3 separate regions of the Homo sapiens genome follow, and regions 1 and 2 are each linked to region 3. A link is an interaction called in ENCODE POLR2A ChIA-PET data of the cell type or tissue named here. Cell type or tissue: Panc1. All regions are shown on one strand.

Evidence for each region. ChIA-PET counts read pairs that join two places held together with the same protein. Peaks named below come from ENCODE experiments on the same cell type or tissue, not always from the same donor. Only the 100,000 strongest peaks of a DNase experiment are listed, where the experiment ranks them.
Region 1: POLR2A ChIA-PET joins it to region 3 with 13 read pairs; 3 of 35 experiments call an interaction of 5 or more read pairs at or near these places.
Region 2: POLR2A ChIA-PET joins it to region 3 with 12 read pairs; 5 of 35 experiments call an interaction of 5 or more read pairs at or near these places.

Annotation. Positions count from the first base shown.
Region 1 is chr19:40,257,950-40,262,949 of GRCh38, forward strand. The region is part of intron 2 of AKT2 (AKT serine/threonine kinase 2); the gene reads right to left. Among named protein-coding and RNA genes, the nearest start is that of MIR641, 22 kb to the right of the region's middle. In Panc1, no CTCF peak of the experiment used is centred here; no DNase peak of the experiment used is centred here.
Region 2 is chr19:40,198,755-40,203,754 of GRCh38, forward strand. All of the region lies in intron 2 of MAP3K10 (mitogen-activated protein kinase kinase kinase 10), which reads left to right. Among named protein-coding and RNA genes, the nearest start is that of MAP3K10, 9.8 kb to the left of the region's middle. In Panc1, no CTCF peak of the experiment used is centred here; no DNase peak of the experiment used is centred here.
Region 3 is chr19:39,843,847-39,848,846 of GRCh38, forward strand. It overlaps FBL (fibrillarin), which reads right to left and starts at 2,533. Exons shown (of 9, transcript NM_001436.4): 1 at 2,445-2,533. The coding sequence starts at 2,454. RefSeq lists an enhancer at 1,338-2,078. In Panc1, no CTCF peak of the experiment used is centred here; DNase peaks (open chromatin) are centred at 285, 1,765, 2,135 and 2,595; H3K4me3 peaks cover 3,116 bases; H3K27ac peaks cover 4,111 bases.

The DNA of each region.
Region 1 (5,000 bases), 410 kb after region 3:
AGAGATGAAAAGTAGGGCCCGGCACGGTGGCGCACACCTGTAATCCCGGCACTTTGGGAGGCCGAGGCGAGCGGATCACCTGAGGTCGGGAGTTGGAGACCAGCCTGACCAACATGGAGAAACCCCATCTCTACTAAAAATACAAAATTAGCCAGGCATGGTGGTGCATGCCTATAATCCCACTACTTGGGAGGCTGAGGCAGGAGACTCCTTGAACCTGGGAGGCAGAGGTTGCCGTGAGCCGAGATCACACCATTGCACTCCAGCCTGGGCAACAAGAGCGAAACTCCGTCTCGAAAAAAAAAAAAAAAAAACAAAAAAAAAAACCTGAGTATGGTGATGGATGCACAACTCTGAACATACTAAAACCAACTGAACTGTATGCTTTAAATGGATGAATCATGTAGTACATCAGTTTTACCTCAACATGGCTATTAAACACCAGCACAGTGGCTCCCACCTGTAAAATCCTAGCACTTTGGGAGGCTGAGGCAGGCTTAAGTCTGGAGTTTGAGACGAGCCTGGGCAACATAGTGAGATCTGGTCTCCACAAAAAATGTTTTTTAATTAGCCAGGAGTCGTTGCGTGTGCCTGAAGTCCCAGCTACTCAGGAGGCCGAAATGGCAGAATCACCTGAGCTCAAGAAATTGAAGCTATGATGGTGCCACTGCAGTCCAGCCCAGTGACAGAGCAAGACCCTAGCTCTTAAAAAAAAAAAAAAAAAGCATTTACAAAAGCCTCCAAAAAAATACTTAACCAAGGGGGTGAAGGGCTTGTATACTACAAAACATTGTTTAAAGAAATTAGAGATCTACATAAATGCAAAAACATCCTGTGTGCATGGATTAGAAGACAATATTGTTAAGATGGCAATACTACCCAAAGCAATATACAGATTCAATGCAATCCCTATCAAAATTCCAACAGGCTTTTTCTTTTTTCAGAAATAGAAAAGCCAATCCTCACATTCACATGGAATTTCAAAGGGCCCCAAAGAGCCAAAATAATATTGAAAAAGAAAAATAAAGTTAAATACTTTCCAATTTCAAAATTTACTATACAAAGCTATAGTAATCAAAACAGTACAGTTTATACAGGACAGACATACAGACCAATGGAAGAGAATTCAGAGCCAAAAAATAAACCCAAATATCTACATTCAACTGATTTTCAACACAGATGCCAAGATCATTCAATGGGGAAAGAACAGTTTCTTCAACAAAGAGACTATATTTTTTCAAAACGAAAGAAAAGAAACCTAGAAGAAAAAATATCCTTACAATTTTTTTTGTTAATTTAAATACTGTTCCTTGCAGAGCAGGGAACAGTGACCCATAGGCAATGTGCCCAGAGTAGCCTATCCTCACAATCTTATCCCTATTTTGCAGATGAAGAAACTGAGGCAACTGGATATCCACATTCAAAAGAATGGATATCACATTCTTTTGTGATATCCTACTTCACACTGTAAACCATATACAAAAATAAACTCAAAATGAATTGACCTGAATATAAGAGCTAAAACTACAAAAAAAGTCTAAGAATACATGAGTAAATCTCATTACTTTGAATTTGGCAATGAATTCTTAGATGACACCAAATGCACAAGCAACAAAAAGAAAAACTTCAAGTGAACTCATCAAAATTAAAAACCTTTGTGCATGAAAGGACACTGTCAAGAAAGTAAAAAGATAACCTACAGAATGGGTGGAAATACTTGGAAATCTAATAAGGGTCTATTAACCAGAACACATAAAGAACTCTTACAATGCAACAACAAAAAGACAAACTGCCTGATTTTAAAATGAGCAAAGGACTCAAAGAGATATTCCTCCAAAGATACACAAATGGTCAACAGAAAGATGAAAAGATGTTCAGCATCATTAGTCATCTGGCAAACATAAATCAAAATCACGATGAAGGCCGGGCGCGGTAGCTCACACCTGTAATCCCAGCACTTTGGGAGGTCGAGGCAGGCGGATCACTTGAGGTCAGGAGTTCAAAACCAGCCTGGCCAACATGATCAAACCCCATCTCTACTAAAAATACAAAAATTAGCCGGGCGTGGTGGCACATGCCTATAGTCCCAGTGCTTGGGAGGCTGAGGCCTGAGAATCATGTGAACCCAGGAGGTGGAGGTTACAGTGAGCTGAGATCGTGCCACTGCACTCCAGCATGGGAGACAGAGCAAGACTCTGTCTCAAAAAAACAAAACAAAACAAAAACAAAAAAATCCACACACACAATGAGGTACAACTTTACATGCCCAAGGATGGCTGTAATGAAAAAAAAACAAGTGTTGGCAAGGATATAAACTGACACCCTCATGCACTGCTGGTGGGAATGTAAAATGGTGCAGCTGCTTCTTCAAAAAGTTAAATATAGAATATATCACCCCGAGGCCGGGCTTGGTGGCTCACGCCTGTAATCCCAGCACTTTGGGAGGCCGAGGTGGGCGGATCCCAAGGTCAAGAGATAAAGACCATCCTGGCCAATATGGTGAAACCCCATCTCTACTAAAAATATAAAAATTAGCCAGGCATGGTGGCGCACACCTGTAGTCCCAGCTACTCAGGAGGCTGAGGCAGGAGAATCACTTGAACCCAGGAGGCGGAGGCTGCAGTGAGCCGAGATCACGCCACTGCACTCCAGCCTGGTGACAGAGTGAGATTCCATCTCAAAAAAAAAAAAAAAAAAAAAAAAAAAAAGAATATATCATCCCAATGTCCATCAACAAATTAACAGATAACAAAATGTGATACATCTACAACATAGAGATTATTCATCCATAAGAAGGAACGACATATTGATATACGCTACTACATAGAGGAACCTCAAAAACATTAAGCTTAGCCAAGTGTGGTGGCACCTGCCTGTAGTCCCAGCTACTCTGGAGGCTGAGGCAGGAGGATCACTTGAGACCAGGAGGTTGAGGCTGCAGTGAGCCATGAGCCAAGGTCCCACCACTGCACTGCAGCCTGGGCGATAGCCCAAGACCCTGACTCAAAACAAAAAATCATGTTGCTAAGTTAAAGAAGCCAGTCACAAAAGGCCACATATGATTCCATTTACATGAAATGTCCAGAGTAGGTAAATTCATAGAGACAGAAAGTAAACTGGTGGTTAGCAGACACCAGGAGACAGGGGGTGCTATGAATTGAATTGTCCCCCAAAGTTCATGTGTTGGAAACTTGATCCCCAATGCAGCCTCATGGGAGGTATTTGGGTGAAGGGAGCACCACCCTCATGAATGGATTAATGACATTATCACAGAGTGGGTTCCTTATAAAAGGACGAGTTCGGCCAGGCGCAATGGCTCACGCCTGTAATCCCAGCACTTTGGGAGGCCAAGGCAGGTGGATCACCTGAGGTCAGGAGTTCAAGACCAGCCTGGCCAACATGGTGAAACCCCATCTCTACTAATAATACAAAAATTAGCCAAGCATGGTGGCACACGCCTGTAATCCCAGCTACTCAGGAGGCTGAAGCAGGAGAATTCCTTGAACCAAGGAGGCAGAGGTTGCAGTGAGCCGAGATCGCGCCACGGCACTCCAGCCTGGGCGACAGAGCAAGACTCCATCTCAAAAAAAAAAAAAAACAAGACAAGTTCAGCCCTGTCTTGTTCTCTCTTACCCTTCCCCTTTCACCATGGGACGTGTGACAAGAAGATGCCAACCCTGAATCTCGGACTTCCCTACCTCCAGAACGGTAAGAAATAAGTTTCTGTTCATTATAAATTACCCAGTCTCGGGTAATATGTTATAGCAGCACAGAATGAACTAAGACATAGGATACAAAAACTGACTGCTTAATGGGTACAAAGTTTTATTTTGGGGTAATGAAAAGGTTTTGAAACTAGATAGAGGTAGTGGTTACACAACATTGTGATATACTAAAGGCCAATGAATCATACACTTCAAAATGGTTAATCTCACGTTATGTAAATTTCATCCCCGTTTTTTTTTTTTTAAAGGATAAAAACTAAAAAAAACCTCATCTGTGTTACTGGAGGTTAGGAGAGCGGTAACTGCTTGGGAGGAGCACTTGGGAGAGCTTCCGGGGACCGTCTTATTCTATTTCTTGAACTGTACACTGGGATTGGGGCGAGTTTATTATCCAGGCATTTATCTGTGGCCTTTCATACTTTGGTAACAAGCTAAGAAAAGAAACCTAAAAGCTGAACGCAGTGGCTCACAACTGTAATCCCAGCACTTTGGGAGGCCAAGACAGGAGACTCACTTGAGGCTAGGAGTTCAAGACCCACCTGGGCAATATAGCAAGACCATATATCTATGAAAAAAAAAAAAAGACAAAAAACAGGTAGAAGGAAAAATATCCTCACAATTGTATTCCTATTTTGCGGATGGGGAAACTGAGTCACAGAGAGGTCCTATTAGTTTGCCCAACCTTCCCAGCTGTTACCTGGGAGAGCCAGAATTGGAAAGCACAGCCCACATCTTGACTACTATACCGTCTGCCTCTAAACCGGCAGATGGAGCCCAGCATGGGGCGTGGCAGAGGGCAGGTGCTCTGCTAATGGTGGTGTGCTGCAGCTGTGTCAGAAGTGGGACCAGCACATGGCATGAGTGACTCTGATTAGATGTGCTATTACTACACCCTTGGCCTTAAGCACAGCTTGCTGGGTGAGAGGCAGCACGTGGGCCAGGCCTTGAGAGCACTAGTTCAGGAGTCAGAGGGCCTGAGTCCAACCTCAGCTCTACCCACTCCTTGCTGAAACCTCAAGCAAGTCACTCTTCCTACTGAACCTTAGCTTTCCAGTCTGTAAGGTGGCATGTGCTCCACAGGGCATCTATAAAAATTCAACAAAATCAGGCTTGCCTAGAGCAGAGACAGGTGTCTGGCACACAGTAAGTGCTCAGTAAACCAGCACTGCCATTATTTTAACCACCAAGGGGGTCGGTGGGGTGGTACAGGTCCCAAAACAGCAGTAGTCAGCAGGGCCCACCTCACCTTGCCCACCTCTGCCAGCTGCTACTCAG
Region 2 (5,000 bases), 350 kb after region 3:
AGAATAAAAAGCTCATAGGATCTAGAGACAAGGCCGGGCGCGGGGGCGCACACCTGTAATCCCAGCACTTTGGGAGGCCGAGGTGGGCGGATCACTTGAGGTCAGGAGTTTGAGACCAGCCTGACCAACATGGTGAAACCCCATCTCTACTAAAAATACTAAAATTACCTGGGCGTGGTGGCAGATGCCTGTTGTCCCAGCTACTCGGGAGACTGAGGCAGGAGAATCACTTGAGGCCGGGAGGCAGAGATTGCAGTGGGCTGGGATTGGCCACTGCACTCCAGCCTGGGTGACAGAGCGAGACTCTGTCTCCAAAAAAAGAAAAAATTTAAAAAAGCATAGAGACAGCACATGGATGCTAGCACTGAAAGCCCCCTCAGACACTAGCCCATGCACTGTCCCATCTGTCAGACAGGAAAATGATTAATTCACTCATTCATTCCTTCATCTAACTGCACCGGGTTCTAGGGATATAGCAGAGAAGAAAAATACATGCAATCCCTGCCCTCAGGAATAGTAAGTCAGTCAACATACAAGAAGCTCTTTTTTATAAAGCTGTTTTTTAAGAAAATTATAATTTTTAAAGACAAGTACACCAGAAAAAAGTGTTAGTACAAAGTGCGAGGAGGCTGAGAGGAAGGCACTTTAAGGGCTGGAAGACTACTTTTGGGAACGCTTCTCTGAGCAATCTGAGAAATGATACTTCATCTGAGTTCCAAGTGGCAAAAAGGAACCAGTCACGAAAAGTTTGGAGGAAGAAGGAGGTGCTGAGGTGAGCATGGTGTGTCCCAGAAACAGCAAAGAGGCCCATGTGGCTGCCACTGTGCAGGCAAGGAAGAGAGAGGTAGGAAATTATGTAGGAGAGGGAGCTGGAAGGCCCTGTGGGTGAGGGAGTGGCCTTCAGGTTTTATTCTAATGAAGTAGGAAGCCATGAGGAGCCATGTCTGAATAGAGTGGTAGCTCACACCTATAATCCCAGTACTTTGGGAGGCCAAGGTGGGAGGATCACTTGAGGCCAGGAATTTGAGACCAGCCTGGTCAATGTAGTGAGACCCCATGTATATGAAAAAGAAATTTTTAAATTAATTTTTATAAAAGGAAGTAAATAAAAACTCCTTTGGAGGCCGGGTGCGGTGGCTCACGCCTGTAATCCCAGCACTTTGGGAGGCCCAGGTGGGTGAATCCCTTGACACCAGGAGTTTGAGACCAGCCTGGCCAACATGGTGAAATCCCACCTCTACTAAAAATACAAAAATTCGGCCAGGCGCGGTGGCTCACGCCTGTAATCCTGGCACTTTGGGAGGCCGAGGTGGGTGGTTCACTTGAGGCCAGGAGTTCATTCAGGACTAGCCTGGCCAACATGGTGAAACCCCATCTCTACTAAAAATACAAAAATTAGCCAGGCATGGTGGTGGGTGCCTGTAGTCCTAGCTACTCAGGAGGCTGAGGCAGGGGAATTGCTTGACTGCAGGAGGCAGAGGTTGAGATGGCGCCGTTGCACTCCAGCCTGGGTGACAGAGCAAGACTCCATCTGAAAAAAAATACTTAAAAATAAAAGCTCCTTTGACTGTTAGGTAGAGACAGCCAATGATGGGTCTGTTGCTGTCACCAGTGAGAGTTGATGGTGGCCATGGAGACTTTCAACCCAGGACCTTCTGCTTGGTTGGAGCCAAACCTGGGTCTCCCCATTTACTGTTCCCGTCAATTCCCAGCTGAGGCTCCAGATTGTCCAAGCAGCAAATTAATGGGTATGGGACTGAGACAGATCAGACAGGAAGTCTCCAGCTCAGCCTAGAGCAGAGCAGCCCTTTGGGAGAATTTCCAACTGGCTGTACATCAGGCGTTCATTTGTGCTACCTTTTTTTTTTTTTTTTTTTTTTTTGGGACAGAGTCTCACTCTGCCGCCCAGGCTGGAGTGCAATGGCACAATCTCAGCTCACTGCACCCTCCTCCTCCCAGATTCAAGTGATTCTTGTGCCTCAGCCTCCCGAGTAGCTGAGATTATAGGCATGCACTGGCTAATTTTTATATTTTTAGTGGAGACAGGGTTTCACCATGTTGGCTAGGCTGGTCTTGAAGTCCTGACCTCAGGTGATCCGCCCGCCTCAGCCTCCTAGAGTGCTGGGATTACAGGCATGAGTCACTGCACCCGGCCGGGCAGGCTAATTCTTTCTGATGTGGTCCTGTCCTGTACTTAGCAGGATGCAGGATATCCACACCTCCCCGCCATAAACTTCAGTAACATTCTCAGTCATTATTACAATCACAGTAACCCCATAGGTTTCCAAGGACATGGGAGAGAGGGGTGGATCATGCTACCCTCCAGTTATAAACCACTGTTTCTCCCCCACCTTGTATGGTCTCCATTCTGAAGTTTACTTCATGATCCAAAATGACTGCTTGAGCTCCAGCGTTTTTTGTTTTTTTTTTTTTTTTGAGCTGGAGTCTTGCTCTGTCGCCCAGGCCGGAGTACAGCGGCGCGATCTTGGCTCACTGAAACCTCTGCCTCCTGGGTTCAAGCAATTATCCTGCCTCAGCCTCCCAAGTAGCTGGGACTACAGGCACATGCCACCAGGCCCAGCTAATTTTTGTATTATTTATTTATTTTTTTTAATTTTTCAGTAGAGACGGGGTTTCACCATATTGGCCAGGACAGCCTTGATCTCTTGACCTCATGATCTGCCCACCTGGGCCTCCTAAAGTGCTGGGATTACAGGCGTCAGCCACCGCACCCAGCCTTTTTTTTTTTTTTTTTTTTAACAGGGTCTTGCTCTGTCACCCAGGCTGGAGTGCAGTGATGCCGTCACAAATCATTGCAGCCTCAACCTCCTGGGCTCAAGTGATCCTCCCACCTCAGCCTCTCTAGTAGCTGGGACTACAGGCATGCCACCACACCAGGCTAATTTTTTGTAGAGACGAGGTCTCACTTTGTTTCCTACGCTGGTCTCGATCTCTTGGGCTCAAGAGGTCCTCTTGTCTTGGCCTCCCAAAGTGCTGACATTACAGGCGTGAGCCACTGTGCCTAGCTCCACACGCCAGCTTTTTTTTTTTTTTTTTTTTTAATTTTAAGTTCTGGGATACATGTGCAGAACGTGCAGGGTTTGTTACATAGGTATACATGTGCCATGGTAGTTTGCTGCACCCATCAACCCATCATCTAGGTTTGAAGCCCCGCGTGTGTCAGGTATTTGCCTAATGCTCTCCCTCCCCTTGTCCCCCACCCCCCAGGCTCCAGGTTTTATGTCTACATTCCAACCACAAGAAGGGGAAAAAAGGAAAATGGCACCCCTTCTTTTTATTTTTTGAGACGTAGTCTCACTCTGTCTTCCAGGCTGGAGTTCAGTGGCACGATCTCAGCTCACTGCAAGCTCCGCCTCCTGGGTTCACGCCATTCTCCTGCCTCAGCCTCCCGAGTAGCTGGGACTACAGGCGCCCGCCACCACGCCTGACTAATTTTTTGTATTTTTAGTAGAGACGGGGTTTCACCGTGCTAGCCAGGATGGTCTCAATCTCCTGACCTTGTGATCCGCCCGCCTCGGCCTCCCAAAGTGCTGGGATTACAGGCGTGAGCCACCGCGCCCGGCCTCATTTTCTTACCCATGTTGTTTTTGTTCCTGCGCTCCTGTGCCTGTCTGCTGTGCTGAGCTGCAGATGTGTCCTGCCGCGGCTTCGCAGGACAGGGATAAGTTGAGACAGGAAGCAAGAAGCCTTGCCTGTCAGGCTGCCCTTGGCATGACTAGAGTGTATGTGGGGATTTTCACCTCTTATTTTGGGGTCCATTCTGTTCCTTCTTTGAACAATAGTCTTTACAGGATAGGGTGTTTGGGGACAGATTTCATCTTATTTAAGATATAAATAATATAAAATTAACCCACTATAAATTTATTTTTCATTTAAAAAAATTTTTAAAAGACAGGCTCTCACTCTCCCACGCAGGCTAGAATGTGGTGGTATAGTCATAGCTCACTGCAGCCTTGAACTCTTGGGCTCAAGCCATCATCCCACCTCACACTCTTTCCCGGCCGGGCACCCCTTCTTTTTGAGGATACTTCCTGGAAGCTAGTTGCCTACTACACCCCCTCCTACATCCCATGTACCAGAACTGTGGTCATGTGGCATGCTTAGCTGCAAAGGAGAATGGAAAATTCATGCAGGCAGCATGTGGCCAGCTCAATTCACCAGCACTGTCACTGAAGAATGGGAGGCTGTCAGCTGCATATGGGGGCAGTGATTGTGTCTATCTCTTCCCAATGTCTAAAATGGTGCTTGGCACACAGTAGGCACTTAATAAGTATACGTTGAATGGGCCGGGCGCAGTGGCTCATGCCTGTAATCCCAGCACTTTGGGAGGCTGAGGCAGGCGGAACCTGAGGTCAGGAGTTGGAGACCAGCCTGGCCAACATGGTGAAACCCCATCTCTACTAAAAATACACAAATTAGCTGGGATGGTGGTGCACATCTGTAATCCCAGCTACTTGGGAGGCTGAGGCACAAGAATCACTTGAACCCAAGAGGCGGAGGTTGCAGGGAGCCGAGATCATGCCACTGCACTCCAGCCTGGGTGACAGAGACTTTGTCTCAAAAAAAAAAAAGGATATGTTGAATGAATGCATGAGTGGATAGTGGGGAGACCAGGGATCTACTCCAGGATAAACACCACACAGAATGGCCATCAGGATCTGGGAGGATGTAGAGTTTGCAGAGGAAGATAGCCTTGCAGGGACCACAGCACAGTGACGCACGCTCTGGTACCATGGAGCCACTGAGAGCACTGTCGTGGGCAGCAGGCAGACCTGAGTCCAAGTGTGGCTCCACCACTCACTAGCTGTGTGACCTTGGGCAAGCCCCTTACCTCTCTGAGCGTGTACCTGCTCATCAGCTAAAGCAGGGGTCATACCAAATCCTTCTGCCTTACAGGGCTGTTGTGAGGATTACCGAGTGCCTAGCACAGTGCCTGGCCTGCAGTAAGTGCTTTATAAATGTTAAATAATGTTAACTGG
Region 3 (5,000 bases):
TCACATATATACTATCTGGCACCTACTTTGAACATCATCATTCAAACTCAGGGGTACGCGTCTCCTCTTCCCTCCTCATGTACCAAAAGTACCCATTCCTCAGAAAAAACACATGTTCACACAAACTTTTCCAGTTAGTTCTTTTTTCATCTTTCTATTAAAGATGAAAATGTAACTTTTAATAGCTACTCCTAATTTGATCTTTTAAAATGAAGTTTCCTTTTCAAAACTCTAGAACATAACTAAGAGTTGTTCACTTTTTAATGTTCTACTCCCCCTACAGTCCACTTTCCACACAGCAACTAATAAGTGCTGTTTTTGAAACAGCAACTCAGATCTCAATTTTCTTGCCCAAGCCCTCCAACAGTTTTCCAAAGCCAAGACCTTCATTTAGGGGAGATGCCACAGCTAGGCTTATGAAAGTCTCAACCCAGGCCTAACAGAAAGGAAGTACTGGCATGTGCTTGGGGCGGAGTGGGCATGAGTGTAAACTTTCAATCCCAGATACTCAAAACATCTCAATCCGTTTCAGGTCCTGGAGCTTTTGGGGGAAAATGTACCAAAAGTACCCAGTCCTCAGAAAAAACACATGTTCACACAAACTTTTCCAGTAAGTTCTTTTTTTGGGGGGAGGGGGGTCCATAAACCCCCTGATTTAAAATCTGCTCTCCTTCCACAGCCTTCTCCATCTCAAAAATGGCAATTCCATCCTTCCAGTTACACACCCCCAAACCCTTGGTTATCCTTGACTCCGATCACACACCCACATACAATCTGTTGGTTCTGTCTTCAAAAGCATGTAAAACTGTCAGCATGTCCACTGCTCCCATCCTGGTCCACCACACCATCTCCTAGATTACAGCAACAAGCTTCCCACCAATGTGCCTGCTTCCACTTTTGCCACCCTGAGGTCTTTCACACATCGAAGCAAAAAGAATCCCTTTTAAAAATGTCAGACTGCACCACGCCCCTGCTCAAAAATCTCCCAAAGGGTTCTTTTCTCACTCAGGCTAAAATCCTTACTAAAGAGCTAACACCTGACAACTTTTACAACTTCACATTCTACCACACATGGAGGAAGGTTGGAAGAACGGGTATCCTCCATTTATGAGGGAATCACAGACCAGAATGCCTGCAGGCAAGCCAGGATCTCAGCATACCTGGCCTACAATCCCCCACCCCACTTCATCAAGAGATCCCCAAACACGGAAGAGAAAGGGAACTTGGGAGAAGGGCACAGATCCACAAATCTCCTGCCAGGTGACCCCCATCTCTCCACACAAACACACACACAAAAGAAAAAGAAAGCCTGTACTAGGAAAACAGACCCTTTGGGCCATGGTGGAAATTCTCCAAACTCAATGAAGCAAGTTCTCACACAGATGAGTGCGGGTTGGGCAGGCCAGATGGAGGAAGTGCTCAGGCACCACCGAGAAGGATTCTAATGTTGTTCTCTTTGAGAAAGATAAAGGTAACAATTAGAGCTAATACTATTATATGTCAAGCACTGTGCTATTTTTTTTAACGTCGCTTAATCCTAACTGGCGCCATTTTATTGATGAGAAAACAGAGGCTCAGAGAGGTAAAGCCACTTGCCCAAGTTCACACAGCAGGCTAAGAAGCTGAGCAAGAGCTGACACACTGAACTGAGGCCCTTCTGCTGTCAAAGCCAGGACCCCCTCATCATTCCACCATGAAGGGAGTGGTTTCAGCAGAATCTAGTGGAAAATCTTAAGAATAAAACTACTTACCTCCTGTGACAACCACCCGCCCCACCACCCCAGACTAATGCCGAGCTTGTTAAGTCTCGTCCCGGAGGTGGAAATCTTAATCCCCAAATCTCCACTCCATCCCCGGGGATCCGCCCCACTGTAAGTGCAGAAGGCGGGAAAGTGAGCCGAAGAGCGCCGCACACGGCCAACCGGGGAGTCCTCATCCACTCCGGCCCACTCGGAAAAGCTGGGATGCGGGATAAGGGGATGGTGGTGGTGGCAGCGACAGGGAAGGCAAATGGGGGCTTCCCACACACAGCTCCAGGACCCAAGGTCAGGAACTCTCCATCTCCGACCCAAGCCTGATTCCCAAAACACGCCCAGCGATCCAAGACTCCAGATGCCTGAATCCAAACTCTAGCCCAAGACCCTTGAGTGCCGCCTCCTGCCCAATATCCAAAATCCCTATTAGACGGCCTCAATGAGACGAACCCCACGTCAACACCCCCAATGCCAGGCCCACGGCCTTCTTCGACTCACGACCGTGACCTCTGAAGCCAGTCACAAACCCCTAGACCTGCTGGAATCAGAATCCCCCTTCCCACAGGAGACTGGAACCCGTGCTCAGAACCCCTGCCCCCAGGCCAAGGCCCCACCCCTCCGATTCTGGCCTGGCACCCGGATTCCCGCCCGGCCTCCGTCCCTGACCCCGGACCCTCACCCCAGCCTGACCTGGCTTCATGGCGAGCCCTGGTTTGTGCGGCTCCGGAGTCCGCGGCGTTCACAACTCCACGAGTCCGGGGCTTTCGCACGTGGAAAAGAGCGCAGGCGCGCGGCGACGTGCGCTGCGTGACGCCACCCCGTAGTCCCGCCCCCGGGCCCCTTCCCCGCCCGGAGCTCGGCGCACGCGCAGTGAGCCTGGATTCTCGAGCCTGTCGACACGCAACCCGCTGCCCTCGCTCTCTGCCTTCCCAGCCTTTGCCTGTGCAGCGGTCGCCCTAAACTCGCTTCCGGTTTCCTCTTCCCCAATGCGAGCACCCCAATAATCAGGGCTCATAGCCTTCGCACGGGCTGTGCCCTCTTTTGTATTCCTAGCTAAATCCCTCTGGCCCCTGTACACCCAAAAAGGCTTCCCCAATACATTTCCAGCCCCAAGAACAGTGACCGACTCTGGGCTTCCATTCAAACATCCGAAAAACATTTACAGTGCACCTCGTGTGTACCAGGTGCTGTTCTAGGAGCTGGGAATACAGCGGTGTACGAGACATAAAAATCTCCACTCTCCTGGAGTTCATCTTTTTAATGGAGGAAATAGACACCAAACATGTTGAATGTTTGAAAGCGATAAGTGCTTTGGAGAAAATAACAGCAGGGAAAGGGGATAGAGATTTTGGAGGGCAAATGATTTTTGTTTTTTTGGCACGGTGGTCAAGGAATGCATCAGGAGACTTTTGAGCTAAAGGGCTGAAGGAAGTGAGGAGTGAGGCATGCACCTATCTAGGGGAAGAGAGTTCCAGGCAGGGAAAAGATCTGCAGATGCAGAGGCCCTGAGGAAGGAAAGATATGGGAAGTTGGAGAGACAATGAGGAGGGTGGGTGGGGCAAAGTGAGCAAGGTGGAGAGTAAGAGGAGATAAGGGCGGGTAGCTAACAAGGGCAGATTGTGCGGAGCTTTGTGGGACATAGTGAGGACTTAGGCAGTAAGATGGAACCATGGAAGGGTTCCAAGCAGAGAAGGAATGTGATCTGACACAGGTCCCTCTGGCTGCATGTGGGAAGCAGACTGCAGGAGTGAGGGTGAAAGCAGGAAAACCAAGGACTGGCTGCTGCCGTGAATCAGAAGAAAAGGATGGACAGATCAGAGTGGGGGCAGAGAGCGGCGTCAGGGGTCAACAGATTCTGCTTAAGTATTAAGAATTTTGGGCTTTGTAATTGTGTAATATCAGTATCCATCCCTATATTCATTCTGCAAAGCAAGACAACTGCTGTTATGAGAAGTTACCGAAAAACTCCAGAAGAACCTACCAGTCCAGAGCCTAGATGTTGACTCTGTTCCATTCACTGCTCTATCACTCTAGGCCTAGGACAGCCCTCTGGGTGCCCAGTAAATGTTTGTTGAATGAATGGATGGCCTCATACCGTTGTGAGTTCTCTGTGTACAGTGTTCCAGCTGTGGAATGCCACCAATTTGCACAGAAACATTCCTGAAAGATTGTTTAGATATTATGATGGAAAATCTGCTTAAACTTTTCAGAACCGGTCGGGGCAGTGGCTCACACCTGTAATCCAGGCACTTTGGGAGGCCGAGGCAGGAGGATCGCTTGAGCCCAGGAGCTTAAGGCCAGCCTGGGCTACAGAGTGAGACCTTATCTTTACAAAAAATAAAAAATTAGCTGGGTATGGTTGCTTGCACCTGTAGTCCCAGCTACTCAAGAGGCTGAGGCAGGAGGATCCTTTGAGCCCAGTAGGTCTAGGCTGAAATGAGCCATGACTGCACCACTACACTCCAGCCTGGGTCACAGAGCGACACCCCTGTCCCAAAACAAAAACAAAAACCAAACAAAAAAAACTTTTTAAAAACTATGAGATGAAATAGTTGAGTCTATTCTGGATTTCTAGATGTGCAATGATTCCAGTGGGTCCAATTCCGGATAATGTTACCTATTTCACATGGATTTTACTATTTGCCTTCTAATTAATATTTTTCTTCTAAAGGACAAAAGTACTCAGAGTGCAGTGCAGATTTAGGGGATTCCAGCCCTATTTCTTGGAATCCTGGCACCATCTCCTGCTTCTGAGATACTTTGCCTGCTAGCTTGCTCTGAAGACCTGAAATTGGCTCTATCGGTAAGTAATTAGTGGTGGAGGTGCCTGTTGGTCTTGTGCTGGGGACACAATGGTGGCTAAAACAGCCCCGGGTCCTGTCCTCCTGGAGCTGCCAGTCCAATAGGAGAGACAGACAGGTTCCCAAACAGTGTTGGCCCAGAGGGGTCAGGGCTGGGACAGGCAGAGGGGTAGGAGGGCAATGGGGGAAGCACCGGCAGAAATGGGACTGGGGAGCCCCAGGCAGGGGGCTCAGGGCCAGGATAGGGGAGGCCCAGGCAGAGAGGTGGGAGGGGGATGGAGGAGACACTGGCAGGCAGGGCAGGGCAGGGATAGCGAAGCCCTTGAGGACTTTTCCCAATATTCCCCATTTCCTCAACTCCCTCTGAACCTTCCTGTGACCTTCTTGCTCTAAGGAGGACTCTGCCCTGAAGACCTCCCTTTCCAAGCGGGGCTGTTTTCTCCTT